Linked DNA regions of Homo sapiens: region 1 is linked to region 2. Evidence: chromatin loops called from intact Hi-C (ENCODE). Cell type or tissue: A673. All regions are shown on one strand. Each heading gives the region's core, and the rest is flanking DNA. Links, peaks and the distances in the headings are about the cores only. Region 1 overlaps HIVEP1 (HIVEP zinc finger 1). Region 2 has its middle 120 kb from the start of TMEM170B.

The links. A loop is a pair of places that touch in the nucleus more often than their neighbours do. Peaks named below come from ENCODE experiments on the same cell type or tissue, not always from the same donor. Only the 100,000 strongest peaks of a DNase experiment are listed, where the experiment ranks them.
Region 1: it touches region 2 in a loop (2.0-fold over the local background); 24 of 110 quality-filtered maps call a loop at or near these places.

Annotation. Positions count from the first base shown.
Region 1 is chr6:12,028,911-12,044,664 of GRCh38, forward strand. The region is part of intron 2 of HIVEP1 (HIVEP zinc finger 1); the gene reads left to right. Among named protein-coding and RNA genes, the nearest start is that of HIVEP1, 24 kb to the left of the region's middle. RefSeq lists a silencer at 5,486-5,780 and enhancers at 7,390-7,891, 7,892-8,391. In A673, for the core only: a CTCF peak has its summit at 6,151; a DNase peak (open chromatin) is centred at 5,071.
Region 2 is chr6:11,648,234-11,663,987 of GRCh38, forward strand. No RefSeq gene overlaps it. Among named protein-coding and RNA genes, the nearest start is that of TMEM170B, 120 kb to the left of the region's middle. RefSeq lists enhancers at 1,897-2,502, 2,503-3,108 and a silencer at 7,441-7,610. In A673, for the core only: a CTCF peak has its summit at 7,526 (motif pointing right); a DNase peak (open chromatin) is centred at 7,528.

The DNA of each region.
Region 1 (15,754 bases), core at 4,602-7,101, 380 kb after region 2:
TCTTTACATTTGCCTATTCTGGACATTTAATAAGTAGAATCATACAGTATATAGTTTTTACATGTAGCTTTTTTTCATTGTTTGAGATTAATCTGTGTCGTAGCATGTATCAGGATCTTCCTTACCTTTTATCGCTACATAATATTCTCTTATATAAATGCACTGATTGTATTGATTCATTCACTCGTTTGATGGACATTTGTATTGTTTTCAGTGTTTGGCTTGTGTGAATAATGTTGCTGTAAGCAATCCCATACAAATCTGTGGTTACATAGAGTGTTCTAGAAGTCTCAGGTCAAGCTGGCCATTAACACCTATTTTACTTGATATTACTATAGAGACTAGGGTTATTGTTTGCATGGCATGTGTGTTCCTGTTCTTTCACGTTGAACTTTTTGTTTCTTTGAACCTCTGCCACTGTTGCAGGTGTGTCTTTTGTGGACAGCGTGTTGCCGCGATTGCTTTTTCATCCAGTCCGACAATCTGCCTTTTGGGTGGGTGTTTATTCCATCACATTGATGTAATTTATTATTATTACTGAATTTATATCTGTGATTTTGCCTTTTCTGTTTGCTTCATACTTTTGTTCCTCTGTACTTCCTTAATTGCCTTCTTTTGTGTTAAATTTTTTAGTGTATGATTTTGATTTCTCTTTCTTTTTTGTTTTTACTATACTTTTGATTAATTTTCTTAGTGGTTGCCCTAGAGATTATAATATGCATCTTAAAGTATCACTGCCTACTTGAGAGTAATACTAACTGAACTCTGGTAAAATATAGAAACTTTTCTCCAGTATCTCCTTTTCTTTCTCCTTTTATGCTATTATTGTGATATATGCTTAATCCCTTTATATTATAAAGCAGGTTACACAGTGTTAAATCACTCCTTTACACAATCTTTTTTAAAAATAATTTAAGAGAAGAAATGAGAAACATACTAATAGGTCTTACATATACCTACATATTTATTGTTTCTAGCACTCTCCTCTTCTTCTATGGATTCAGGTTATCATCCTGTACCACTTTTATTCAACCTGAAATATTTCATGTAGCATTTCTTGAAAGTCAGGTCTTCTAGCAGCAACGTTGCTTTTTTAATATTTATGGAATGTCTTTATTTTTCCTTCCGTTTTGAAGCATAATTTTCTGGATATAGAATTCTTGGTTGATAGGGTTTTGTTGTTTTTCTTTCTGAACTCTGAACATCCACTATTCTCTGGCCTCTGTTACTTCTGAGAAGTCAGCTGTTTATTGTGTTGTGTTTGTTTTCTTTGCAAGATGAATTGTTTCTTTCATGGTTCTTTCCATTTGTTTCTCATCTTTCTCCAATTTGAATGTGATGTGCTTAGTTGTGGATTTCTTTGTGTTTATCTTATTTGGAATTTTATTGAACTTCTTGGATATGTAGATCAGTATTTTTGTTTTATCAAATTTGGGGAGTTTTTGGCCATTATTTCTTCATATATTTTTTCTGTACCTTTCTTTTCTCTAATCACACATTTATTTTTATGTTTGTTGTTCCACAGGTCTCTGAGGGTCTGTTAATATCTCTTTAATTTTTTTCTGTTCCTCAGATTGGATACTTTTCATTGAGCTATCTTCAAATATATGGATTGTTTCTCGTACCAGTTCAGATTTGCGGTTGAGTCCCTCTAGTAAATTTTTCATTTCACTTACTTTACTTTTCAACTCTAGAATTTCTATTTGCTTCTCTGTCTCTTTTTAAAATAATTTCTATCACTTTATTGAGATTCTATTTGTTGTTATAATCATACTTTAATTCTTTAAATATGGTTCCCTTCAGTTCTTTGAACATATAATAGCTACTATGAAATCTCATCCTATTAAATCCAGCATTTGGGGATACTAGAGATACTTTCTATTGACTCAATTTTTCCCCTGAGTATGGGTCACACTTTCTTATTTCTCTTCATGTCTCCAATTTTTTGTTGAATATTTTACATTTAAGATAATAGATTGTAGCAACTGTGGATTCTGATCCTTGCTCCCTTGTGAGTTATTTTTTGGTTTAGTAGCTTTTCTGGACTAAATATGTGAAGGCTATTTCTCTCATGTTGTGTGGCTGCTGATGGCTCTGCCCAGGTTTGCTTTCGTTTGTTTGTTTTTTTTGTTTTCTTATGTTTTACTTTAAATCCTAGCTTCCTAGAGGGTTACCCTGTGTAGTTTTGTTTTAAAGCCAAAGGTAGATCAGAGCTTAATTGTGAGTCAGTCTGAACCTTGACTCTCTGCCTGTGGGTCTGTGTGTGGGCTGGGGAGCACTTTCAAATCACAGGCAGTTCTCACATCTGTCCTGGCTTTAACTTTCAGCTGGACCCTCTTATGTCTTCTTTGTGTGTGTATGCCCAGGCTCTGTGGCCCAGGAGTGTGCAGAGGTTAGGAGACTGCCCTAGTGTTGGTGACACATGTGCAGAGTCTCTGGTTAACCTGGGATACATGTGGAGAGTTTACCCAGCACACTGTAAGTGGCTCACCTACCAGAACTCCCTAGTAAGTCCCTGGCTAGTCTTCTAGTCTCTTGCTTGCCCTCAGCAGGACCTCAGCCTCAGGCGGACATTGCCATTGATTTTCTTGAGTTCTCTTGCTATTGGGATTGCCAGTTTAACTGACTGTGCTCCAAATCTGGTGAACCTGGCCTGGCAAAAGCAGTGAAGTTGCTGCTTTTCCCAGCTTTCCCCTCTTGGTTGAACCCTGGCACTGACAGAACTGGGATAGGGAGACAGGAACAGCCCCGGGCAAAAAATGCCAATGTGCTAGTCTTACCTGCAGTTCAGTACTTTCCACGAAGAAATGCCCCTCCACGTGTATACGGCTTTGGGTGATTGCCAGAGCGCTGACAGTGGTGGTTCTTGACAGTTTTGTGTGGCTTTATGGTTGCGTTTTGTGGAGAGGATTTGTCACTCCTCACTTTGTCCTTGCTGCATTTCCTATGAATGTGTACCATTCTGTCCTCCTGTGGACCGTGAATGTGGACCATGCTGTCCTCCTGCAGCAGGCAGTGTCCTGGGCCCTCATAACATCAAGTTGCACAGTGTGTTTTGACAGGCCTCTTACTTAAGACTGCATGTAGAGACCCATCAAGCTGGCAGAAAATCTAGATGCTTTTTAAAAGATACAAATAGTGTGATGATTGTGTTTTTAAAATACTGTTGCAGGCATTCTGCATATTTAAAATCCCTACTACTGATGCAAATGTTAGTTCACTGATAACCTTTTTTTTTTTTTTTTTTTGAGACAGAGTCTTGCTCTGTCGCCCAGGCTGGAGTGTAGTGGCGCGATTTCGGCTCACTGCAAGCTCTGCTTCCCGGTTTCACGCCATTCTCCTGTCTCAGCCTCCCAAGTAGCTGCGACTACAAGAGCGCCACCATGCCCGGCTAATTTTTTGTATTTTTTTTTAGTAGAGACAGGGTTTCACTGTGTTAGCCAGGATGGTCTCGATTTCCTGACCTTGTGATCCGCCCGCCTCAGCCTCCCAAAGTGCTGGGATTACAGGCGTGAGCCACCGCGCCCGGCCATGATAACTTTTATATTTAAACTTCTATAACTGAAAGTGTGGTTTAGTGGGGGAAAAAAAGCAAGAGTTTGGAGTTTAGAGTTGTGGGATTGGGATTGAATCCTGGTACAACTTACTAGGTCTGTGATTGACAGAATGTTACTTAATCTCTCTGAACCTGTTTTCTCATCCTAAATTGGATATAATATTCCTACCTTATGGGTTATTTTGAAAATTAAATATAACATAGATAAAACTGGTACTTAGTAGCTATTCAGCAAACGTTTGTTTACCCACCCAGAAAGTTTGTGGTTGTGGGTGTGTTTTTGGCAACTTTTTCTTCACCAGATTTATCTTCTTGCTTTACCTAGCTTTGCTTCTTAACGTTTTCTCCTTTTTGTAGAATAATTTTGCTATTTTATATACTAACTGAAACATACAGTGTATTTCTTTCAGGGTACATTTTGGTTGAATGCTCTTCCCAGATATCCAAAATTTCCCAACATTTCATAGTGATTTCCTTTCTAAAGTATAAATTTCATGTGCTTACAAGTGATGATGAAACTTCACTGTTATTTTACGGTGAATGAACTCATATGTAGACGGTCCCTGACTTAACCAATCGTTTGTCTTATGATTTTTCGACCCATACAACCATTCTGTTTTTCACTTTCAGTACAGTATTCAATATGTGAGATATCTAACACTTTAGTATAAAAGAGCCTTTGTATTAGATGATTTTGCACAACTGTAGGCTAATATAAATGTGCTAAGCACATTGAAGGTAGGCTAGGTTGTTACAATGCTTGGTAGGTTATGGTGTATTAAATGCATTTGACTTATGATATTTTCAATTTATGATGGGTTTATCAGTTCATGACCCCATTATAAGTAGAGGAGCATGTGTGTGTGTGTGTGTGTGTGTGTGTAAAAGATTATCAGGTGGAACATCTGTACAATGAGAGACAGTAGCATTGTTATGTCGACATTCTCAGGCCATGATTAGAAGGGGCAAAGCAAGGTCTCTAAGAGAGATTATCAAAGAATGTACTGAGAAACGTTCTTGAACCTTGCTGGACCACAGCCCACTCTGCTCAACCTCAGCGGTTCTCTTCTGTGATATTTAAGTTAATATGGAAGAAGTGGTAACTTTGGTTACATCAGGTTTTAATGTCACCTTTAGTTTTGGGGTGGACACAACTGGACTCCAGTATGTCCAAACCCTCTTAATAATACTATATTTTCATAGAGTTTTTAGAACTGAGAATTGTATAGTTTATCTTACTATTTTACTTACTGACAGAGTACCTTATTCTAGAATACTTTTTAAAAAAATATTAAGTTTTTAAAAGCCAAATCTCTAGACACTTCTTGTTCCTTGGAAACCTTCTTGTCTCCTGAAGAGTACATTTGTTGTGGATAGTGTGTTCCTCAAGAGTAATTCTTAAACTAGTTGGATAGGTTTAAATTTCGCAACATAGGCATTGCAGAATTTAGACATACAGGAAATCAGGATTCAGGGCTCATTTGTTGTAAGGTGAAATCAGGAAGTCTCTGGTTAAAGATTGGATGGGATTAAGCAGACGTTTTGTAGGCAGTCTCTTCACCCTGAACTGCAGCCGTGTGCTGTCTGGAATGCGGTCTGACTTAATAACCCACCCATGCCAGTAACATACATGATAGAGCAGAATTGCTGTAGTTAAATAATGGATTTTATAAACATTAGATAGTCTTTTAGCACCTGCATTTTTTTGTAAGAGTCAAGCAAGAAGTTATGTATGTATGCATTTTGGTCTGAATCTTGTACTTTTGTTAAACACTGATATAAATGTGTCTCTTGAGGCTGGTCTGTAACAGATTTATAAAAATGATTACTGTTTCTTAGGCTTTAAAAATCATATTTTTGGCAACCGAATCTATGAGTTTTATTAAGTAAAAGTTTAGACCTTTTATTCTTTGCAGATTGGATAATTTTTCTTGTACACTTAGCAAATGTTTGATAAATAGCCCTGCAAGGCACTGTGCCTGCTGAGTGCTGTGGAGGTTACCTGAGTGACTCTGGCATACATTGTAGCCTCAGCGACCCTGACGCTGCAGTTCAATAGGAGAGTTAAGACAAGCCCAAAACTGTAACAGCTGCAAAGTGATAAGGGCTATGGAACAATGAAAACTGTCAGGAGAGACTGGGAAAGGAGAACAGTGTTTTCTGATTCCATGTGAAAGCTACCCCCTCAACCCCAAGAATTCTCTTTACTTTCTGTGCCCACATTGAGCTAATTCTCTAAGTCCCAGTTTCGTAAAACCTATGCATGTATTTCTGATTTCTTCTCATTGTGGGTACTTGAAAGAGAGGAAAAAGGAATTTGGGGTCAGAGACTTGGGTAAGGAGAGTAACCTGGTCAAATAGTGTGGTTTCTTGACCTGGGCGTTGTACCAGGCTGTGTGTGGCATCCTGATCTGACATGCCACTGAAACAGCCTGGAAGTGCAGGATCTCAACGAAAATGTAGTTGGAAAAATAATGCGGGTAAGCTTGGGGCTGGCAGCATGTTAGAATTGGGAAAAATACCATTTGTGTAAATCAAGCGCTTGGTACCAGATGTATGAAGAGCTACTGACACCTCATGGATGTGGATGTTATTATTTCTGGTTACGGAAAGTGTGTATGTGTATGTACCAGGATCTATATATGGTGGGTATATGCACATGGTCTTGGCTAAAATTGATCTATGAGTTTAATCTGTGACAGAGAAAGCTGTTCAGTATATTCCTCAGTTGCTTGAAAATAAACTTGGAGTGTATCTGTTCAGGAGTCACAGATTAATCTTTCTAAGTGTATCCTGATTTGTCTGACAGAATTCTGCAGATAGGACTTACTGGAAGTGAAGAGCAGGTGTCATGTAAATGATGCATTATCTTTTTCAAGTTTAGATGCATACTGTTTGAGGAAAAAACTGCAAGCATGCTTTTTCTTCTTTTTTAATGAAATAAGAATAGTTCAGAGTGGTGGAGTGTCAGGACCCATTGATAGGTGGGTCTTTCTAGAAAAATCTAATTTCAATGAAAAATTACACATAGTACATTTTGCTTTTTATGTATTCCTTGTACTCTGAACCTGTGTGTGTATATCAGCAAAATTTGTTGTTTCTGAAATGTACTTCTAAAGTGAATCTTATTTTTTAACATTTAATCGTTTTAGAATTATTTGTATACCCACATAAGCAGATACATAAACAGGGAAGGATCTTTTAAATATGATGTTGGGATTAACGGAGTGGATGTTTGGAGGGGAAAGTACTGAAATTCATCCCACAAATCAACATACATTTTCGAGTAGATATGTAGAAAATCAATATATAGAAAGTAGGAAATATAGAAAAACATTGAGATTTCATTCTAGGGCTTAGAGAATTACAGTCCAGAAACAAAAAGCATGACAGATAGAAAAATATAAACTGCTTATTTCAGAACTAGTATGAAAAAGGTAGCCTTTTCTAATACGTAAGAAAAGGTACAATAGGTAAATGGACAAAGGGAATTACAAATGCTAAAGTATTATATGGAAACATCGTTCTCTGTAATAAGAAAAAATGGAAACAATGTGGAGACAATTTTTATTTACCCACGCATTTGCTATTTTAAAGAAATGGCACCCAGGGCTGCTGAGGTTGTGTGGAACAAGTATACTCATTTATTGCTGATGACATAGTAGAGCTTTAAAGGGTTTTATGTCTTGAAATTTATCCTAAGGAAATAATTCAGCTGAAGCAAAAAGATATTTGTTCAAAGAGCTTGATTTTGGTGTTATCTTTAATAGCAAAACAGTAGAAGTGCCTTAAATGCCCTTCAGTGCAGACTAATAAATTGATCTTATGCTCTGGCAGACATTAAAAATGATAATTTTTGAAATCCTGTGGAAACATGAAAAATGTTCATTATATGTAAAAATCCACGTATGTATAGGATATACAATTGTATGGTCTTTGTGGAAATACTTTTGTTAGGGTGACAGCAACATGAGAATTTTAAGTAATTTCAGGCATCAATTGAGCATTTACCCTGTGACTCTTCAGTTAATTCATCAATCTGTGTTCTGAGCACTGCTGTAGGCTCCAGGGATGCACAGCCCCTTGGGTGATCTCTGTGGTCCTGTAGGCGGACACATAAGCAGCTAACAACACAGTATGAAAGAGCAGCTTTCTGGCTGAGTGCTGTGGCTCACGCCTGTAATCCCAGTATTTTGGGAAGCTGAAGCAGGTGGATCACCTGAGGTCAGGAGTTCGAGACCAGCCTGGCTAACATGGGGGAACCCCATCTGTACTAATAATACAAAAATTAGCTGGGTGTGCGTGGTGGCGCACGCCTGTAATCCCAGCTACTTGGGAAGCTGAGTCAGGAGAAGTGCTTGAACCCGGGAGGCGGAGGCTGCAGTGAGCTGAGATTGCACCACTGCACTCCAGCCTGGGCAACAGAAGATTCATCTCAAAAACCAAAACCAAAAACAAACAAACAAAAAACAGCCCTCCAGAGAAGATGGTGTGGAGGCTGGGTCTTGGAGAATGAATAGGAGTTGGCCAGATCATTTGGGTGGAGGCTGGCTGAATGGAGGCAACCATGGAAATAAAGTAGTGACGTTCAAGTTTTGGAGGATGTGGATATTTACAAGGACCAAGTTATCTCAGGGTGACCTTAACAGTCAGGAGCAGTGATGGAGGGGACGGAGTGGGTGTTGAGGCCCGGGTCTTGGAGTGGGTGGGTGTATATCGTATTTTGGTTGGAAGAGGAGTGCCTCATTTTCACTTCTTGCAGGTTTTTCATCTTTCAAAGTTCAGTATGTATTATTTGTCTTGTTAATCATGCCACATTCTCATAATTTTTGAGCACCTTTTTTGGTTGCCTGGCTATTTAGTAAACATAAGTGTAGAATCAAAAGAGATGTTTGTCTGTGTCAGTTTCTTCGTGTGTTTGCTACTGTGGTCATTCATATATTGATCAGCGATGATTTTCCTGAGACCGTTTATTGCATTGGTGGCAAAAATTAGATTTTCTGACTCCCAATCTGTGAAACCATATTCCTTTCTGCATTTTATTGCTGGACTGTAGGTTATGTTGAATATAAACATATTTGTGGATAATGTAGTTGTATGTGGCTGAGAGGTTGCACTGGATATTATGGAAAAGAATTTTGTATATGAAATAGATAGTAGCAGTGAGTGTTTTCCTGTTTTCTTTTTAAATGTTCTTCAACAGGGAGAATGAAATCTAAATGATAATTCTGTTTATTGTTTTTTCCTTTTTTTTTGTAGGGTCTTGCTCTTTTGCTCAGGCTGGAGTGCAGTGGTGTAGTTGTAGCTCACTGCAACCCCAAACTTCTGGGGACAAGCTAAGGCTTGTCCCCTTCCTGCTTTAGCGTCCCGAATAGCTTGGACTACAGGCACATGCCAGTGTGCCTAGCTACTTTTTTTTTTTGGCGGAGGGGAGGGGAGTTCCTCACTTTGTTGCCCAGACTGGTCTTGAACTCCCAGCCTCAAGTGAACCTCCTGTGTTGGCCCCCCAAAGCACTGAGATTACAGGCATGAGCCACCGCACCTAGTCTGTGGTTTTTCTTCTTCTTATTTTTAAACATCCTGTGCAGAAAAAAATTAAGGAACCTGATGTATCTGTTAGACATTAATACCGTGCAAATTCAGTATGTTTTAGTGTTTTGATCTATTGATATCCTTTCTATTGAAGGCAAGGAACAATAGTTATTCGGGGCTTTATTAGATTTTATTTAATGCTTTCATAAAGAAGCACAGATATTACTATTTATCAACTGTAATTTTTAATATTTGAGAACTATATTTTGGTGTAATTGTTTTTTTAATCCTGTGTATTTTATGCATTTTAAAACATTCTGAAAAGGGGTCCATCAATTTGGCTAAACTGCAGAGGCATACAGGGTACACAGAAAAAGTTAAGAATCATCCTCTGGATGGGCGCGGTGGCTCACGATTGTAATCCCAGCACTTTGGGAGGCTGAGGCAGGCAGATCACGAGGTCAAGAGATTGAGACCATCCTGGCCAACATGCCGAAACCCCGTCTGTACTAAAAATACAAAAATTAGCTGGGCATGGTGGCATGCACTTGTAGTCCCAGCTACTTGGGAGGCTGAGGCAGGATAATTGCTTGAAGCCAGGAGGCGGAGGTTGCAGTGAGCCAAGATTGCGCCACTGCACTCCAGCCTGGGCGACAGGGCGAGACTCCATCTCAACAACGACAACAACAACAACAACAACAAAGAACCAACAACAACAACAACAAAGAACCACCACCACCACCACCAACAACAACAACAAAGAATCATTCTCCATTCCCCAAACCCTAAAGCCAGGAAGGGAGTAAGATTAACTTTAGAAATTAATAAATAGAGTTTTGGATCTCTACTCTGCCTTTTAGGAGCTCTGTGGATGGGACGTTTTACTTCTGACTGTCATTCTCTGTGTTATAAAATGAGTATAATATATCTGTCACAGATTTGTGATGAGAGTTAAAATGGACACTTTATATAATATACCTGGCAGAGTAACAGGCACATAGAATGAATGTTGTTACCCCTTTGGTCCTTAGTCTTATCATGAACTAGCTATGTCCTTAGCCAAATTACTTACCACTTTTTGATCTTTGTTACCTATTTATCTACACTGAAAGGATTTAGATTTGTATATTTCTACTTCAGCTAAAAAAAATCTGTGATTATGTAAAAAACCAGGATTACCTTTTTCAAATTGGAATGCTTGGTCAGCTAAGCTTTTATTTTGTTGATTAAAGACATGCATATATCAACAGGCATTGTCTTTTGTGTCCATGCCACCTAACTTTTCTCTACCAGTTTTCTCTCATTAAATGTTTGTCAGTCACATTTGGTTGAAACCATGCTGTTTATCCAACGTCATGACTTAAAGTAAAGGACAATTTACTTAATTGTCTTAAATACCAGTCAGAGCCATGTGGAAGCTATGCAGGTAAACAAGCCTCTTTTTGGGGTTGGGTTGTAGGAACCCTGCCTTAGGTCTAATGAAAGTGATATTCTTGTGTATTTTCAGGGGTCATCCTCTGTCCTTACCTTCAGTTCCAGTAGCTCTTTAAACCTCATTTGTTCTATTGACGCCAAGTTGGTTAGAAGGTCATAGCGTTGGTTTGTGTGTAGGAGGTTAGAGGGAGGTCCTGGCAGAGGCTTATAATCAAGTAGAAGCGTAAAGCCAGAGTTCTTGATTGCAAAGAGTAGAAGTAGCCTCTTTGACTCAGGGAACGACCTCATTGGAAGGGGTGTCAGGTTGCTGTCATAACCCCCAACACAGGTGGATATCTGTGTTTAAAAGACAGTGAGGAACAAGGGGAAGAAGCTATGCAGCCAGGACAGGGGATATCACCACCCATGAGCAGCCTGGATCTTGGATGCTGCCTCCACAGGGAGCACTGGACCCCTGTGAGCACCTGCAGTGGTTCCCTGGCCGGAGTTCAGGCAGGGCGGGCATCTGGCCTGGCTGCCCTGCTGAGCAGGACTCAACAGCAGTGGAGTCCCCAACTGTGGGGCGAGGATTCTGATGCTGGGCGGTCGAGGGGAAATGTAAGCCCAACAACAGATGAAGGTTTTCTATAGATGGGCTCAGCAGTTGTTGGAACTGCTTATTATCTGTGTATGTGTGTGTGCCTGTGTGGGCGTGCATGCATATGCCTGCATTTTGGAGAGGAAGGGATCTGGGCTTTTATCAAAGTCCTGAAAGGTCTTTTGATCCAGGAGTTAAGAAACACTGTAATAAAGAGATTTAACTGTGTTCGAATCTTTGCTTTTCCACCAGGTGGTGCAAATCTTTTATGATGTTCATAGAGGTTAAATCCTCAAAAATAAGAATAATTTAAAATTGTGTAATTTTCTCTAAGAGTTTAGTCCTGTCACACAATGTGAAGCATTGTTGATCTGATTCTTGCTTTCCTTCTGTCTTTAATAAAGATACAGGTAGATTTACATATCTTTTTAAATACGTAACTATAGATCTAAATTATCTGTAGATTTTTGAGGCTGTACTACTGTTTTGTTTTTTGTAGAAAGAAACTGCAATGACTGGGAAAAACAGTAATATATTCAATATATTAATTGTTTCACACACTCTTTGTGAAACACCCAATTCTGATAACTTTTTGCTCAATGCATATAACTTGTGTGATTTAAATTTTTGAAGATAAAACTCATGTCATGTTGGTCAGTGTATTAGGCCGTTCTTACATTGCTATAAAGCAGTACCTGAGACTGAGTAATTTCTAAGAAAAGAGGTTTAATTGGCTTATGGTTCTCCAGGCTGTACAGGAAGCATAGCACTGGCATCTGCCTCTGGGGAGGCCTCAGGAAGCTTCCAATCATGGTGGAAAGTGAAGAGGGAGTAGGCACATCGCATGGCAAGGTGGGGGAGTGAAGAGTGGTGGGGGGGACGTGCCACACACTTTTAAACAACCAGATCTCAGGAGAACTCACTCTCACGAAGACAGTACCAAGCCATGAGGGGTGTGTCCCCATGATCCAGCCCCACCTCCAGCATTGGGCATTACAATACAACATGAGATTTGGGTTGGGACAAATATCCAAACTATCAGTCGGTCTGTTTGTCTCTTTTTCTCCTCTGAGCTGTTGACAGTTTGCTCTCTCTCCTGCATCTTTCTGTTTTTAGAAATAAATAGCCAGCCGGGCGCAGTGTGGCTCACGCCTGTAATCCCAGCACTTTGGGAGGCTGAGGCAGGCGGATCACAAGGTCAGGAGATCGAGACCATCCTGGCTAACATGGTGAAACCCTGTCTCTACTAAAAATTCAAAAACACTAGCCGGGCATGGTGGTGGGCACCTGTAGTCCCAGTTACTTGGGAGGCTGAGGCAGGAGAATGGCGTGAACCCGGGAGGCGGAGCTTGTAGTGAGCCGAGATCCCGCCATTGCACTCCAGCCTGGGCGACAGAGCGAGACTCCGTCTAAAAAAAAAAAAAAAAAAAAAAAAGCCGGAGAAAGTGGGTTGCTAATATGGGCTACTGTATACATTACATTCTAGCTTACATGTTTTTTTTTTTTTCCTTCCCCCCAACTTAAGAATTTGGTGTAGACATCCTTCATGTCCTTCAGGTCATTACATGCAGATTTTAATTTGTTAATTTGTTACATCATCTCTAGTAAGAATTTACCTAATTTAGTTATTTCTTTGATAGAACAAATTAATTGTTTGTTTGTTTGTTTTGTTGAGACAGAGTCTCGCTCTCTCGCCCAGGCTGGAGTTCAGTTGCTTGATCTTGGCTCACTGCAACCTCCGCCTCCCAGGTTCAAGCAATTCTTCTGCCTCAGCCAAGTAGCTGGAATTAAAGTTCCATGCCACCATGCCTGGCTAATTTTTTGTATTTTTAGTAGAAACGGGTTTTCACCGTGTTAGCTAGGATGGTCTTGATCTCCTGACCTTGTGATCCGCCCGCCTTGGCCTCCCAAAGTGCTGGGGTTATAGGTGTGAGTCACCGTGCCTGGCCAGTTTTGTTTTTTATTTCTTTTCAGTTTTGCTTTTATTTTTGCCATTACAAACGACTGCAGTAAACATCCTTACATCCTTTGTACATAGATTGTATTTGTTAATATTCGTACGCTTTTTTTTTTTTTTTTTTGAGACGGAGTCTCGCTCTGTCGCCAAGGCGGGACTGCGGACTGCAGTGGCGCAATCTCGGCTCACTGCAAGCTCCGCTTCCCGGGTTCACGCCATTCTCCTGCCTCAGCCTCCCGAGTAGCTGGGACTACAGGCGCCCGCCACCGCGCCTGGCTAATTTTTTTTGTATTTTCAGTAGAGACGGGGTTTCACCTTGTTAGCCAGGATGGTCTCCATCTCCTGACCTCATGATCCACCCGCCTCGGCCTCCCAAAGTGCTGGGATTACAGGCGTGAGCCACCGCACCCGGCCGCTTTTTTTTTTTTTTTTGAGACAGAGTCTCCCTCTGTTGCCCAGGCTGGAGTGCAGTGGCCCGATCACAGCTCACTGCAGCCTCAGGTCTCCCAGACTACTGAGATTATAGGTGTGTGCCCCCATACCCTATCTTATGCTTTTATTTTTATAATATATATTATTTACAGTGATTCTCTCAATCTATATTTTAGTTCTATTAGTGGTGCCTTTATTATACAGAATTTTAAAACTTTTTTGTAGTTGAATCCGTCAACATGTTTTCTATTCTAACCTGCAATTATACAAATAGCCCTTCTAAAGTTTCTTCTAATATTTCTAATAGAAATAGGTTTAGTTTATCAAATATTTTATTGATTCCAAAATATGTAGTTTTTTAAAAAACTTTCATATATCTGAAGTTATTTCTTATAATAGTGTATCATAACTTAGCTAATAGTACTTTTTCTTTCAGTGATACATAAAATAATGGTTTCTGTTATAATTGATGTTTTGAATTCAGCGTAATTGGTATTTCTTGCACTTAGATCTTTAATCCATTTGTACTTATTTTTGTGTATGTCATGAGGTTATGGAGTCCATTTTTCCCCCTACAAATAAAGCCGATTTCTCAGTGTTGTTTACTAAATGAAGAATCTTTTCTCGCAGAATTGCCATGTAGTAACTTCTGATATATACTTTGACTCCTGGCCTGATCCACTAATTTATTTGTTCCTGTGCTATACTCTTTTGACAACAGTGGTTTTTAGTTCTAAATTCCAAAAGGGTAAGTTTGCCTTCACTGTACTTTTTTATTTTAAACATTTCTTAATGTTTACTTGAAATACCCTAACTTTTGATTCTCAAGTCTCTGTTTTTACCTACTCTCTTTACTTACAAAATGAGTTGATCCAGGCAGGCATTTTATGTGATATTTATATGCGCATGAGTGCTCATGTAATGGCATTTCTCCTATTCCCACTTTCTAAGTGAAAATTTTTTTTTTTTTTTTTTTTTTTGGAGACAGAGTCTTACTCTGTCACCCAGGCTGGAGTGCAATGGCATGATCTCAGTTCACTGCAACCTCCACCTCCCAGGTTCAAGTGATTCTCCTGCCTCAGCCTCCCAAATAGCTGGGATTACAGGACAGGCTCCTGCCACCACAGCCAGCTAATTTTTGTATTTTTGGTAGAGCCGGGGTTTTACCATGTTGGTCAGGCTGGTCTCAAACTCCTGACCTCAGGTGATCCACCTGCCTCAGCCTCCCAAAGTGCTGGGATTACAGGCGTGAGGCACCGTGCCCAGCCGTGTAATTTGTTTTTTAAGAAGGTTCATGATTTTCCTGGATTTGTTCTTAGCTCGGTGGCACTGGTGGCTTCAGCATCAAGTGCAGAAGTTCTCGTTGAACCGACGCTGATCAGCGTCCCCTTGCTGTGTTGTTCGTGGCACTTCTGTAATTTATGTCTAGAGACTGTCTGGGTTTTGTGGGATTTCTAGCAATTTTAGTGTCTCTGTCCTCTGATGCCAGTGGCACTCCAGTCATTATGATAAAAGTTTCCACAGAGTTTTGCTTCAGAGTAATCTGAGGGGTGGATCTCGGGTGTGGAGGAGTATATGGAGAATTGTTGAAGATGGGGAGCGTGTGAATGTGTGGTTATTCTGGGCTCTCTTTTTAAATATACATTGGGAATGTTTATGTTTTTCAAGGCCCTGCATGTGTAAATGATGCTTTCTATGGGGTGAGCCTGCCCGTGTGGAGACCACTATCTTAAAGCCGTGAATGGCACGGCGCAAATGGGTTTCTGGGCTCCTGAATAAGAATTCTAAGTGAATCTCCACCACCCCCATAGAACGCTGTTTTAATCAATTATTGGGTTCTGTGTTAATGTTTTACTATTTTAGGGATCAATTTATGGACTTTTATGGACTGGTCAAGATAGCAACCAAATGTATAATTTTTCCTAAGGGGGAAAATATATTCTAATTTCTAAACAATAATATTTTCAGTTGAATTTTAAAACAGCAGTTTTTTTTGTTGGCACCAAAGGGTACCTTGGGAAGCTTTCCTTTCCCCACCCCTCACCATCCTATCGCCCTGTTAACGCCCCTCAAAGCAGTCAAAGCCAGCGCACCTGTGTACAGCTGAGGGCTTGCTGTCCCCCACTCAAAGCCAGTGCACCTGTGTACAGCTGAGGGCTCACTGTGCCCCCCTCAAAGCCAGTGCACCTGTGTACAGCTGAGGGCTCACTGTGCCCCCCTCAAAGCCAGCGCACCTGTTTACAGCTGAGGGCTTGCTGTCCTCCAC
Region 2 (15,754 bases), core at 6,307-8,806:
TCATTCATGTTGTAGCATGTATTTATACTTCATTTCTTTTTGTTGCTGAATAATATTCCATTGTATGGACATACCACATTTTATTTATCCTTTCATCAGTTGATGGACATTTGGGTTCTTTGTGCTTTTTTGCTATGATGAATAATGCTGCTATGCACATTTGTGTACAAGTTTTTGTGTAAACATGTGTTGTCATGTCTTTTGGGTATATACCTGGGAGGTGAATTACTGGCATCTATGGTAACTCTGTGTTTAATCATTCAAGGAACTGCCAGACTGGTTGACTGCAGAATGGTTTCCAAAGCAGCTGCAGCATTCTGCATTCCCATCAGCAGCATATTAGAGTTCTGATGTCTCCACATTCTCACCAACACTTGTTATTATCTGTCTTCTCTGTTAGAGTTATTTTAGTGGGTGTGAAGTGGTGACAGACAGGACTAGCCAGATTTCTTAGGCCGACTAAGAATTCCACAGCCTAGCTGGGAAAGGTGACCGCACCTACATTTAAACACTGGGCCTGTAACTCAACTCACACCCAACCAATTAGGTAGTAAAGAGGGCTCACTAAAATATAAATTAGGCTAAAGCAGGAGGATAAAGAAATAGTCAAATCATATATCGCCTGAGAGCACAGGGGGAGGGACAATGATCGGGATATAAACCCAGGCATTCGGGCAGGGAGCAGCAACCCCCTTTGGGTCCCTTCCTATTGTATGGGAGCTCTGTTTTCACTCTATTAAATCTTGCAACTGCACACTCTTCTGGTCCATGTTTGTTATGGCTCGAGCTGAGCTTTCGTTCGCGGTCCACTACTGCCGTTTGCCGCCGTCACAGACCCGCCTCTGACTTCCACCCCTCTGGATCCGTCAGGTTGTCCACTGTGCTTCTGATCCAGCGAGACGCCCATTGCCGCTCCCAATCGGGCTGGAGGCTCGCTATTGTTCCTGCATGGCTAAGGGCCCAGGGTTCGTCCTAATCGAGCTGAACGCTAGTTGCTGGGTTCCAGGGTTCTCTTCTGTGACTCACGGCTTCTAGTAGAGCTATAACACTCACCGCATGGCCCAAGCTTCCATTCCTTGGAATCCGTGAGGCCAAGAACCCCAGGTCAGAGAATAAGAGGCTTGCCCCCGTCTTGAGAGTGGCCCGCCATATCTTGGGAGCTCTAAGAACAAAGACCCGCACGTAACAGTGGTATCCTATTGTGGTTTTGATTGATCCTTGGGGGCTAATGACACCCAACATCTTTTCATGTGCTTGCTGGCTACTTGTATGTCTTCTTTGGTAAAATGTCTGTTCAGCTTCTTGCCTGCTTTCAACTGGGTTATTTGTCTTGAGTTGTCATAGTTCCCTATATATTCTAGATACAAGTCCCTTATTAAATGTATGATTTGTGAAACTTTTCTTCCACTCTATGGGCTTTTTCACTTTCTTGATGGTGTCTTTAAATCATATATGTTTTTAATTTTGATAACCTCGTAGGACTTTAAACGGTGAATTATTTTTTCTTTGCCTTTGGGTCATTAACAAATAGACATTAATAAACGTGGTGATAAAAATGTTTGCTAAGGAATACATGGTGAAGTGATCTGTAAGAGGGAATTCCAGATTAATATAAAAGGCAAAATGAATGGATAGAAACTGTAGCATTAGACGAAACAGCAGGAAGTAGGGTACGGTGGGAGAAGATGTGGTGTGGAGAAGGGCAGTCCTATATATGCAGGAATCACTCCAGTTGCCGAATACCAAAAGGCCCCTCTTCAGTGTCATTGTCAGAAGGAAATATCCTTGAGGGACAGAACTCACGTAATTAAGGACAACCACAAGGAGATTATAGTTTATAATTTTCTGCATGTTCTTAGAATAAACAGACCCCCCATAGCAATAACTACTTATTAATGAAGTCAGGTGTGCATGCTCATTCCTAGCCTGGTTAGTCTATGGCATGCACATAACACAGAATTTTTGATGGATGAATATTTATTTATGCATGAGTAGCACGGATATTACACTTGCAGATGAAGCCAGAGTTCCAGGTTGCTATCATCATTGTATGAATAGAATGGAGTTGTTTTTCCTTATTATTTTCCTTGTCTTTCTCCCTTCACCTCCCCCAACCTTGCCACTTCCCATCTAAACACAGGAATATACTAATCAGGGAAATATGCACTGCTGTTTAGCAAAGGGGTCAAACCCATTTGGATGGAATTCCAGGCTCAGCAGGCTAACAATGGCAGGAAACTGGGCCCTCAAGCCGGCTGCACCGGGGGGCTGTTGAGCGATAGCTTGTTGAAAGAGGCGGCCCTGGGGTATGCTACTTTGGCTTGCTTTATGTTTGGAATGCTGCGATTGTTCCAGACACAATGAGGGATCTGTCTGTCCACACAGGAGCAGTTATAATTACAGGAACAGAAGCTAAATTACTGCTCTTAATTGCAAATGATTCCATTGCAGCCTGTATACAACTCTACTAATTTGTCCTCTGGGCTTTATGGGGGCAGGCAGGATTTTTAATTTAATGTCTTTGGTGATTATGCTTTATGTCCACTTCAAATTGTAATGCCCTGCCGGTGAGGCCAGGGTCCCTTCTGCTTCAAGTTCATACCCTTCTGTACTACCTGTCTTGTTGATTTTGATGATTCAGGCCAGTACATGATGTTGCCTCTGCTGAGAAGACAGGGTGTTCAAAGTGCATCTGACTCTGGTGTCCTAAAACCTTGCTTTGTTGCTGCCTTTAAGGGGCAATCATAACATCCTGTAGAGAGGTCTTCTTGTGTATGTGACTTAGGAAACACTTCCTACTTAGGAAAGAAGGTTGACATCTGGCCTGGCATTGTGTTCTGGAAAAGGCAGCTGCAACAGATGTGAGTTTATAGCAAACATCATCAATAAGTGGATGCTCTTTTATTGTGGAGTAGGATCTCTGTCCCTTTGTCTGTTAGGAAGTGCTTTGGGAAGATTCACCACCCTTGATAATTTAAACATCATTCCTTCATTCATTCATTCATTCAGCAACTGTTATTTGAAGGTCTACTATGTGCCAGTATTAGGAGTGGGATGAAGAGTAGAGTAAGAGAAGGCCTACGCTATGAGCTTACAGTCTCTGTAGGGATCCAAACACATAAATGAGTAAGGCAGTGTGATAGTGTCATGGCAGAATTTTACACGTTTCATGGCCTGCAGATAAGAAGTGAAGAATATTCCCAGAAGCAGCCACAAACCTTTCCTTCCAGAACATTGTCCAGAACTGAAACATGGACCAATATTAAAACAGTCACTGGTAAGTGGATAGGCTAACTCTTCGATCAATCAGGCCTGCCCAAGGAAAAGGGAGAAGAGACAGCTTTCCTAGAAGCATAGGGCAAAGGTGGGAGATTTAGGTGTCTGAACGAAATCCAGTCTCTGTTTAAAGAAGAAGACAGAATGATGCTGAGAGACACCCAATAATATCCATCACCTCAGACAGACATGTCAGAGAGCTCACTCTGGCAGCAATGTAGGGATTGGGGATGATGGGGCAGATTGAAGGCAGGGACATAGTTGGGAGGTGCTGTGGGATTCAGGGAGGGGGCTGAGAGCTGGAACTGAGGCAGAGATACGTGCCAAAGAGAGGAGGGATCAGTTCTGAGAGCTGCAAGGAAGAAGAATTTATAACAGTGATTCTTAAGCACTGGGGGAACGTTGGCCCCAAATAATCTGATGCTAGCAGTTTTACATTAAATGTCAAGCTTGCCAACTTGATCCATTAGCATCAGTGTGACCTCCATGACCAGGAAGCTGGACTGGTCAGCCCTTTGTTGGGCCACTCTTGGTTCTGATGGAACCAGAGATTTTTCTTTTCTGGGGCGAGTTGGGGACAGAGTCTCGCTCTGTTGCTCAGGCTGGAGTGCAGTGGTATGTTTTCGGCTCACTGCAGCATCTGCCTCCCGGGTTCAAGCAATTCTCCTGCCTCAGCCTCCTGAGTAGCTGGGATTACAGGTGTGCGCAACCACGCCTGGCTAATTTTTGTGTTTTTAGTAGAGACGGGGTTTTGCCATGTTGGCTAGGCTGGTCTCCAACTCCTGACCTCAAGTGAGCTGCCCGACTCGGCCTCCCAAAGTGCTGGGATTACAGGTGTGTGCCACCACAACTAGGTAATTTTTTGTATTTTTAGTAGAGACAGGGTTTCACCACATTGGCCAGGCTGGTCTCGAACTCCTGACCTCAGGTGATCCACCCGCCTTGGCCTCCCAAAGTGCTGGGATTACAGGTGTGAGCCACCATGCCCAGCCGCACCAGAGATTTCTTTTTTTTGTTTGTTTTTGAGACAGTTTCACTCTGGAAGTTGCCCAGGCTGGAGTGCAATGGCGCAATCTCAGCTCACCACAACCTCCACCTCCCAGGTTCAAGCGATTCTCCTGCCTCAGCCTCCCCAGTAGCTGGAATTACAGGCATGTGCCACCATGCCTGGCTAATTTTGTATTTTTAGTAGAGATGGGGTTTCTCCATGCTGGTCAGGCTGGTCTCAAACTCCCGACCTCAGGTGATCCGCCGGCCTCGGCCTCCCAAAGTGCTGGGATTATAGGCATGAGCCACCGCGCCCAGCCATTGGAGATTTCTAACCACATCATGCAGGAGGAGGATGGATGAGAAGCAGCATTGATCAGGCACTGGCTACCTATATCACCCACTGCTTCTATAAGTACTCGGCTCAGCCCTCATAGTGATGCTCTGATGCCCATCAAGCAGATGGGGAAACTGAGGCATTTATGCAGTTCAATGTCATACCCCTGGAAAACAGCAGCTATGGGATTCCAGCTTGGGTTTGTGTGAGTCATAACATGACTCTGTCTTCCACCGGTGCTGCCATATTTGGTCCACACGTGAATTGCTGTGATTACCAGCTTTTTTCTTTCCTGGAGACCTTTGGTGGCCTCTATTTATGCAGCTGAAGGAGACACTTACGACCTCATTCCTGACAGTTTTGGGAGCTGACAGCAGAACATTCAAAGAATGACATCAAGTGGCTTTCCTCAGGGTCATTTCCTGCTAGTGATCTCTGCAAAGATCACATTCTTTAAGGATGTGTGGGGGTCAGAAACAGACCCTATTCTGTCAGGCGAGAGATGCCTGGAGCAGCTGTAATGGGCAGACGTGTGTGTGTGTGTGTCTGTGTGTCTGTGTGTGTGTGTGTGTGTGTGTGTGTGTGTGTGTACATCCTCTGTGACATGCTTTGCTGGTGAATACAACCCCTCCTCCCCCGGCCACACTTCGCTAAAAACAAACCAGGTCTGCTGGGGTGCATGACTCATGCTTGAACCGGAGTCTTCACCCTGAGACAATAATTCTCATTTTAAAAGCAAATGCTGAAGTCAACAGCTGCTGGGGTGACTTTGCCTATCTTAATTTGGCTTGTTAGAGACAGCACCTCCTTAGCTGCTTGAAGGAGAACTTAAGTGGACCTTCCATGACTCTGTTCCTTTTCCTATCCAGGGCTCACATAAGAGTTGTCTGCAGCTGGAGACATGAAACAGTGATAGGATTTGGAGTCAGGGTGTCCTGATTTCATGTGTGTGTTCTGCCCTTTTATTACCACACGGTGGTGGGCAATTTACCCACCTGAGCATGAGGTGCCTCACCTGTGGAATGGATGGAACCCTGCTGTATTGGAGAATGTTCACCCATTCAAGATAACGCATGTGAAGCACCTGCCATACAGTAGATGCTCAATCACGTGGATGTTAGCATTGACTTTGTTGCATGTTCTCTGCTTAGCTATCATTTCTCTCTTCCTCCTTTATTTTGCATTAATTTATTTCTGTAAAGGAGGAAGCTGCTGGGCACAGTGGCTCACACCTGAAGTCACCACTTTGAGAGGCCAAGGCGGGAGGATCACCTGAGGTCAGGGGTTCAAGACCATCCTGGGGAAAATAGTGAGACTACCGTCTCTAAAGAAACATTTTAACAAATTAGCCAGGCATGGAGGTGTGCTCCTTGTAGTCCCAGCTACTCGGGAGGCTGAGGCAAAAGGCTCACTTGAGCCCAGGATTTCAAGTTACGATTGTGTCACTGCACTCCAACCTGGGTAACAGAACAAGACCCTCTCTCAAAAAAATTTTTAAAGGAGGAAGTCATCAGTTATGTATATCACACAGATTCACTGGTGACTTTGCCACCTTTTCCATCCCTTTGAAGTTCTGCATCGCCGGTGGGAGGACGTTGGTCAGAGCAAGCAGAGTGTGGAGGCAGAAGCAGAGAGCGGAGGACCTCAACTCTCTCTCTCCCTGGGCTCTGCTCTAACTTGATAAGGGCCCACGGGAACATCACCTAAACTCTTGGGGGCCTGTGTTCATTTGTCTGTAAAAAGAGGGGCTTAAATTAAATGATCATTGAACCCTCCAAGCTCTTGCTGGGCTGTTTCTGGGGGCTCTTCTCTCTGGAGTATTGATTTGAATTTTGGTGCTGAGCCAGCCAGTGCACGAAATACTACCACTTTGCTCAGTCTCGTAGATGTTTTTCTGTATTTCCTATGTTCAGCATAAAGGGGGCCAGCCCACTACTGCCTTTAACATGAATTGCCCTTCGGAGTATGGAGCACGAGGCGAGCAGCGCTTGTCTCCGCTAATAGACCTACACATTTCCAGGAGAATTTTTTTTTTCTCCTTGCTACTCACAACACATCACTTGTTTATGTGAGGGTTTTTACACACAGCTGATTTATAAGGGATTAGATTTCTCTAAAACATAATCTGCGTTGGTTCTATTGGCCAGTTAAAATTGGTATCCCAGCACAGCTTGTTAAGACATTACATATCATTCCTCTTGTTTTTCTCACACTCAGGAATGATAGGTTAAGAAATATGATTCTAGTTCATAAAAGCCTGAGAGGGACTAACTGGGCTCTATTTATGTTTTATCCAAGAATGTGGAATTTGAAGCTTTTCTCAAAGTGAAAGTTGACCCACTGGACCCGTGTGCTTGGGCCAAATATGAGTATGAGAAACATTCTCAAACCTTTTTGGAATCCTAGGCCAGTAGACACTGAAGGGGCCTAAAGGATTTCTGGGCAATTCCTTCTCCTTCTCTCATGCCACAATAATTATTTGCACTTCTTGCCCTTCTTTTAGCTCAAAAGTGAACTCTGCATGAAGCATATTACCTTAGAGAAAATGTTCACTTAAAGAAAGCCACCTGTTCAGGAAAACAAATTGTCCCCAAGAGGCGTGGTGGAACGCAGGTGGGGAATTTTGTCTTCAATAAGGAGAAATTTAAATTCTCTATATTCTTAGAAATTTACCAAATTGGTTGCACTAGGGTTTTTTTTTTTTTTTTTTTTTTTTTTTTTTTTTTTTTGAGACGGAGTCTCGCTTTGTCACCCAGGCTGGAGTGCAGTGGCGTGATCTTGGCTCACTGCAAGCTCCGCCTCCCGGGTTCATGCCACTCTGCCTCAGCCTCCCGAGTAGCACCAGGGTTTTTAATATCCAGTTCAACCGGGAGACATTTGTACTCTGCGAAGGCTGAGGCGTCCGTGTAAATTTGGCCACCAGGTGGCACCAAATGTTTTCATTAGAAAAATTGCTGAGGGAAAGCCTGGTCCGCATTCTCTCTCCTAGTTAAAAGGAAAAAAAAAGAAAAAGAAAACCCTTTAAAGTGAGTGTTGTCGGTTCATTCACCCAAATTCAGGAAGCATGTGCCTTTCTTATTTGCTAGCGCTTTGGCAGTACACTGTGGCAGTTCAGGGTGAGTTATTTCCTTGAAGTTTGTTAAAAGGGAAACATGGATGAAATTCAAGACTTGAAACAAAGCTTTATTGGAGCTTTGCAGGACAATTAAAATCCAGTCTCTCAGCCAACAAACGGTTCCATCAACCCCCTTCTAGGCCTAGCAGGACACAGGATGCCCAAACAAAAGGCAGAACAGGGAGGCATGGCTGGGTTTTTCCTTTTATCATTTGCTGCACAATCTTATTCTTTCAGATCCCAAACCAGCTTTTATGGTCTGGTTAAAATTTTGTTCTGTTTAGAAAAGAGGGTATCCTAAAGCAATCTAACTGAGCAGGGGTTGTTGCAGAGGGACACCCGCCTGCTTTCAGATGTGAGTGCTGCTGGGGATGATGTCTTTCTGCCCCTGCTCATGGTCTCCAGAAGAAAGTGCTGGCACGCTAAAGATAGGAAAAACATTGGCCAATTTATTGCTAAATTTCAATTCTTAAGAAGTGTTTTTTTTTTTGAAGTAAAAGAGGTGTGCATTCATTTATTTATTCATTCATCCATTCATTTGATGAATATTTATTGAGTGTTCACTGTGCCAGGCATCGTATTTAGAAGCCAGGGGAAGAGTGGTAACCAAAACTACGTTCCAGCTTTGGGCTGCTTCTAGTCTAGAGGAAGAAGCAGATACTCGTCAAGCCACTCGCATGAATGTGCATCAACAAGCTGCGGGAGGTGCTTTAAAGGCAAAGATTGCTGTCCCTGGATGTTGTGGAGCTAATGAAGTTGACCTAGATTCGTGGAGTGATGGGAATAGGCAGTGTTCCCTAACGAGGGACCCTGGAGCTGAGATTTGAAGGATGAGGAGGAAGTAATTAGGCAAAGGGATGGGAAGAGGTGAGGAAGATTTAGGCCAGGGAATTGCAAATTCAAAGGCCATGGGAGGAGAGGGAGAATGACAAGTTTGAGTTCAGCGTTTGAGATGCAAGTGTGGAGGGAACTCAGTAAGCGAAGCAGGAATGGATGCAGTTACAGGAGTAAAAGCTCACCATGAGTTCTCCACTTTCCTCTGTGTTTGGTATACTTTTCCTCTGCCAAATGGGAGAAGAAAGGTCAACACACACACACACACACACACACACACACACTCCAAAACTCTATCAATTACCAGATCTCTACTAGTCGCCTGCTTTGATAGGTGGTCTGTGGTATGGTTGGCTTGGAGCCAGTGTCCAAATATTTGAGAAAAGTTTGGGCATTTTTCCCCCAGTACAGTAACCTGTTTAAATGGACACAAGTACCACTGGGGAAGGCTGAGAGGAAAAGTCACAGAACATACTTGGCAATTTTAGCAGAAAGTGCTGCCTTAAGCATCCCTATTTTCCCTTTAGTGAGGGGATGTGGGTCTGGGAACTGACTCGGTCTTAGACACGACCCCAAGTTTCTGATGTAATAGCAGCCCCCATTCACCAGACCTGGAGTTTTTTCAGTTACACGCCAAGTTAGGCCGGAAATCCTGCGATCAACTGGCCACACCCTAAGATCCCTGCAGTTCAGTTCATTCTGGTAAGCCCTAATGTCTTGTAAGATGACTATACCCATTTCTATCTTACTATTCTAGTGTACCTATTTGTCCTTTTCCACCCGGGCCCTTCCCACATGCTTGGTATCAAGCAGTCCTTTTGGATGGTAGCATCTTCCACCACTATTCCCAACTCACAGAGAAGAGCCTCTACACTCTTTTCAAAGATGCCGGTGTTTGCCTTACCAGTGTCTATCCCAGGCTTTGATGACGGGATTGCCTATAAGGCTACAGCCACATTCCTCTCTTGACACCTATGAGTTCTTTTGTTATATTGAACCTTACAGTTTCTAGCTTCTCAACTTTCCCTAGACTGTACTTCCAATGGAGCCCTGGACTTCTTGGGCCAGCAAGTAAACTATCAGAACCACTCTCAGCTGCCCCAGCTAACACCACTAGATCCAGAATCGTGGGTGAGTGCACAGTGCACCCACGTTTACCCTGATCAAAGTGATGTTCCTTCCTCTTGACCAATAGCCTTCAGGATGCCTTTCCTCACATATTCCCACATCTTTGCCAATATAATTAAGTCCTGTAAGTCTTTTGGTGGTTGAATTCCCTTCTCCCCTAGTAAGTGCTGGGGTCTGACTTTAGTTACAAGTCTGGGGATGTGGAAGATGAGTGTGTAAAGGTGAGGGGTGGGGGTAGGGATAGAGCATTAAGTGAGTCTGTCCCTCTGCCAAGGTAACTGATGGCCACTGAGAGAAGTTAACAGTGTCTTCAGGCCAGACATGAAGAGCCTAACCAGGGAACGCAGAGGAGGAGGGAGCTCAGGGTGGGTTGTGGGTTGGGGAAATTGAAGGTCTCCAAATCCTGCTCTATATTCCCATTCCATTTGTCTCTTTTCTAATCAATGTCCTTACATATACAAAAGAAACATAATGAAGATTTGAGTACAACTGATAATGTAATTTGGCAAACACAGAACAAACTTTGCCTTTGCTTTCCAGCTACCTCAGCCCATTCTTTTGGCATTGTCAGAGAAATCTCTGGTTAAAGAAAGTCCGTGCCTTGTGCTTTTCATGTGTCTTTCAATGCCAGTGCCCCACAGGACCACATCTCTTGGACCGTTTTCATTTTGGTGCACGCACCCAGACTCCCAACTGCCTGCGTTCACATCTCTACCTGAAGACTCTCTGGCTTCCAGAGGTTACTCTGACCATGTGAGGCAGACAAGAAGGGCAGGGAACAGCCCCTTTTGGGAACAGTGCTCAGCTGATGACTGGTGGGAATTGGTGCAGAAACACCCCAGCTGCCTTGTCCTTTGGATGGGGTGGTTCTTTTCTTTCTTTCTTTTTTTCTTCCTGAGATGGTGTCTCGTTCTGTTGCCCAGGCTGGAGTGCAGTGGCGTGATCTTGGCTCACTGCTACCTCTGTCTCCTGGGTTCAAATGATTCTCCTGCCTCAGCCTCCAAGTAACTGGGATTGCAGGTACAAACCACCACGCCTGGCTAATTTTTAGTAAAGACAGGGTTTCACCATGTTGGCCAGGCTGCTATCGAACTCCTGACTTAAAGTGATCCACCTGCCTCAGCCTCCCAAAGTACTGGGATTACAGGCATGAGCCACTGCGCTGGGCCTTAGGTAGGGTAGTTCTGAGATGCATATTTTACTCTTTTCCCTGGAGTGCGTGCGTGTAGCTGAGCTCACAAAGTAGGGGAATTTTCTCTCAAACTCTGAAGAATGTCCAAGTGGAAGGCAAATCCCAAATTATAACTGGTCATCTTTGAACAATCGTGGACCTTGAGGGGTTTGAGGGCTCTAGATTTGGGACAACTGGTACTACCTCTTCCAAAAAGTAAAATTTACTCAGAAGTGCTTGTAGGGAGGCATCAGATATGGTCTTGAGTTGTAAAAGTTCGCCAAACCTTGTACAAATTATGAATCAGAGCAGCTTTTAAAGTAGAAGAGGCTCAGTATAATTGGGTGTTCTTAAGTGAAAAATGTGAGATAAGAAAGCTGTCCTTTTTGATGTCCCTTTGAATTCAGAATTTTAAGCGGATGCACATACAAATGTTTGGAATTGAGACTTAGAATTTCTAATTCTCCAGCTAGGTGCTCCCCATGGCATGGTGGAAAGATCACACTAGGAAGATGTCAGCATTGCCACTGGCCAGTGGTGGGATCTCAAGCAAGTCCTTCATGTCTCTTACCTGTATGAGAAGAGTGTGGAATTAAGTAATTTTAGGGTTTTCCTACCTCTACCATTTTATATATCAAGGGATATAGGAAGAAAGAATGTAAGAAAGAAAGGAAGGGAGGATGGAATGAAAGATTTCTTTTGGGTTTCCCATGTATCATGGCCTTTTAATTCCTCTAACAATACCAAAGGGAAGACATTATTATTTTCATTGCATGGTGAGGAAGTGGAAGTTCAGAGAGGTTAAGTCTCTTGCCCAAGTCTACCCAGCAACTGAACATCACTCAAACCCATATCTGTCTGGCTCTGAAAGTCATGTACTTTCCACAAAACAACACTGTTCCATGCTTTAGGGGAAATGAGAGTCAGCAACGATATGCTTGGGTGTTTTTCCTTCCCCTGGCCTTGGGGACCCTCTCTTGGCTGCCTGGGCATTTTTCATGTTGCTCAAGTCCGAGGCTACCTCATTCCAGCAGGCATGCCATTGTCAGTGGCCTACATTGACCCTCTTTCTTCCAATAGTTCCAGCTTTTCTTGCTGTTGCTGAAATGTGCAGTCAGGAGATTGTGGAGTACACTGAATGTACTACCCAGGCTCTCAGGACCGAGTGCTGAGAGTTTGCTAATCTGGTAAATATATACAGGAGAAGAGTAAGGCACCAGAACATCTTACTGCCTTGACACTGTGCAGAGAAATAGATGCCCAAAGATGTAAGGCTTTAATCCAATAGCCTTAAAGCATACATTCCTAGAATGGAATATACCCCTGCCATGAAAATGAGTGACTAATCTGAATATTTCTCACCAAAATAGTTTTAAGTAAAAGAAGCCACATTATACTTTATGATTTCATTTATATAAAGTTCAAAACACAGGGAAAACTAAGCTATTGTATTTAGGGATATGTAGTTAGGTTGTAAAGATTAAAAAGAAAAGTAATTAAGTAATTTCTCTAACAATCAATATAGTGACTGCTTCTAAGGAAGAGGAGAAGTCAGTGGTATTCAGGAGGAAGCCCCAGGGAGGTGTCAGGGGGTGCTGGCCATGTTCCTTACACCTAGATGGTGCTTAGGTGGGTGGTTGCTTTTTAGGGATTATTTACATTGAGCTGCACATTTTTGCATTTTCCTTATGAGTATTATACTTTGTAATTTTTTTAAAAAGGCAATTCTGACAACTCCACACACATATATATTTGACAACTTAAATGAAACAGATCAATTCCTCAAAAAGTACAAAATAGCACAATCCACCCAATATGAAATAGGTAACTTGAAAACCCTGTAACTATTTAAAAATTGAATTTATATTGTAAAAACTTAGAAAGAAGAAATCTCTAGACTCAGTTTTTCACTGAAAAATTAGACCAAATATTTAAGTGAAAATTAATACCAATTTTACACAGTATCTTTCAAAGAGTGGAGGGAGGGAACACTTTCCCAACTCATTCTGTGAGGCCAGTTATTACCTTGTACCAAAACAAAGACAATACAATAAACTACAGATTAATATCCTTTATGAATACAGCTGCAAAAATTCTTCATAAAATGTTAAGTTGAATTTAGCAATGTATAAAAAGAATTATATCCTATGAGCAACGGAGATTTATTCCAAGGATGCAAGCCTGACTCAATCTTAGCTTTTTTTTTCTTTTCTTTTCTTTTTTTTGAGACAGGCCCTTGCTCTCTCGCCTAGACTGGAGCGCAGTGGCAGATCTCGGCTCACTGCAACATCCGCCTCCCTGGTTCAAGGGATTCTCTTGCCTCAGCCTCTCAAGTAGCTGGGATTACAGGCACATGCCACCATTCCCAGGAAATTTTTGTATTTTTAGTACAGATGGGGTTTCACCATGTTGGCCAGGCCTCCAACTCCTCAAAAGTGCTGGGATTACAGGCATGAGCCATCACGCCCGGCCTCAATCTTAGTTTTTTTTAAAAAATAATTTCAACTTATATTTTCGATTCAGGGGTACATTGAGTGATGCTGAGGTTTAGGGTATGATTGATCCTGTTGCCCAGGTACTGAGCATGGTACCCACTGGTTAGTTTCTCAATCTTTATCCCCCTACTTCCCTCCTCCCCACTAGTAGTCCCCAGTGTCTCTTGTTGCCATCTTTATGTCCATGAGTACCCAACGTTTAGCTGCCACTTATAAGTGAGAACATGCAGCATTTGGTTTTCCGTACTTGTATGAATTTTCTTAGGATAATGCCCTCCTGCTTCATCCATGTTGTGACAAAGAACATGATTTTATTCTTTTTTATTTTTATTTTTTTCTGAGATGGAGTTTTGCTCTTGTAGCCCAGGCTGGAGTGCAATGGCACTATCTCAGCTCACTGCAACCTCCACCCCCCAGGTTCAAGTAATTCTCCTGCCTCGGCATCCCACGTAGCTGGGATTACAGGCATGTGCCACCACCCCAGCTAATTTTGTATTTTTAGTAGAGATGGGGTTTTGCCATGTTGGTCAGGCTGGTCTCGAACTCCTGATCTTAGATTATCTACCCTTCTCAGCTTCCCAAAGTGCTGGGATTACAGGCATGAGCCACCACGCCTGGCCTGATTTCATTCTTTTTTATGGCTGCATAGGATTCCAGGTGTATATGTTCCATATTTTCTTTATCCAATCCATCATTGATAGGCACCTAGTTTGATTCCATGTCTTTGCTATTGTGCATAGTGCTGTGATGAGCACGTGAGTGCATATATCTTTTGGTAGAATGATTTATATTATTCTGGATATATACTCATTAATGGGATTGCTGGATTGAATGGTAGTTCTAAGTTTTTTGAGAAATAGCCTAACTGCTTTCTACAGTGGCTGAACTAATTTACATTCCTACCAGCATTGTATAAACATTCTTTCTTCTCTGCAGCCTTGTCAACACCTGTTGCTTTTTGACTTTTTAATAATAGCCATCCTGACTGGTGTGAGATGTTATCTCATTGTGATTTTATTTGCATTTCCCTGATGATTAGTAATGATGAGCATTTTTTCATATTTGTTGGCTACTTGTACATCTTCTTTTGAGAAGTGTCTGTACATGTCTTTTGCCCACTTCTTAATGGGGTTATTTTGTTTTTTGCTTGCTGAATTAAGTTCCTTATAGATTCTGGATATTAAACCTTTGTCAGAGGCATTGTTTGTGAATATTTTCTCCTATCCTGTAGGTTGTTTATTTAGTCTATTGATAGTTTCTTTTGCTGTGCAGAAGCTTTTTAGTTCGATTAAGTCCCATTTATCAATTTTTGTTTTTGTTGCAATTGCTTTTGAGAACTTAGTCACAAATTCTTTCTCAAGGCCAATGTCCAGAATGATGTTTCCTAGGTTTTCTTCTAGGATTCTTATAGTTTGAGGTCTTACATTTAAATCGATAATTCATCTTGAGTTAAGTTTTGTATATGGCAAATGGGGTCCAGTTTCATTTTTCCACATATGGCTAGACAACTACCACAGCACCATTTATTGAATAGGGAGTCCTTTCCCCATTGCTTAGTTTTGTTGGCTTTCTTGAAGATCAAATGGCTGTAGATGTGCAGCTATATTTTTGGGTTCTCTATTCTGTTCCACTGGTCTATGTGTCTATTTTCGTACCAGTACCATGCTGTTTTAGTTACTGTAGCCTTATACTATAGTTTGAAGAAAAGAAGAAACCCTCTGACTTTGTTCTTTTTGGTTAGGAGAGCCTTGGCTATTCAGGCTCTTTTTTTGGTTCCACATGAATTTTAGAATAGTTTTTTCTAGTTCTGTGAACAATTACATTGGTAGCTTGATAGGAATAGTGTTGAATCTGTAGATTGCTTCAGGCAGTATGGCCATTTTAACACTATTTATTCTTCCAATCCATGAGCATGCATGGAATTGTTGTGTAGGAAAAATCTTGTCACATGACAAGGAAATATTAGGCTCACAGACATGTTGAAGGATGAGATGGGCAGGGTTTATTGGGTGAAAAGGAAAAAAAAATTGGGAAACAGGGACTCTCCACAAAGCGAGAGTCCTGTTAGCTGGCTTCCTGCCTCACAGATTGAATCCCAGGTTACCATCCCAGAACAGGAGAGGCCAGGCTCCTCCCCACTGCAAAAGGTGTGAACTTCCTACAGCTCCATCCCATTCTTTCAGTGCTCAGGCCTGTCAGAGGTTCTCCGGGGACTCCTTTACACTTGGCTATCTCAGAATGCTTTTTATTTGTTTGTGTGTCATTAGCAGTGTGTTGTAATTCTGCTTGTAAAGATCTTTCAATTTATTAGCCAGATGTATTCCTAGGTATTGTGTGTGTGTGTAGGGGAGGCGGGCGGGGGGCGGGTCTATTGTAAATGGAATTGCATTCTTGATTTGGCTCTCAGCTTG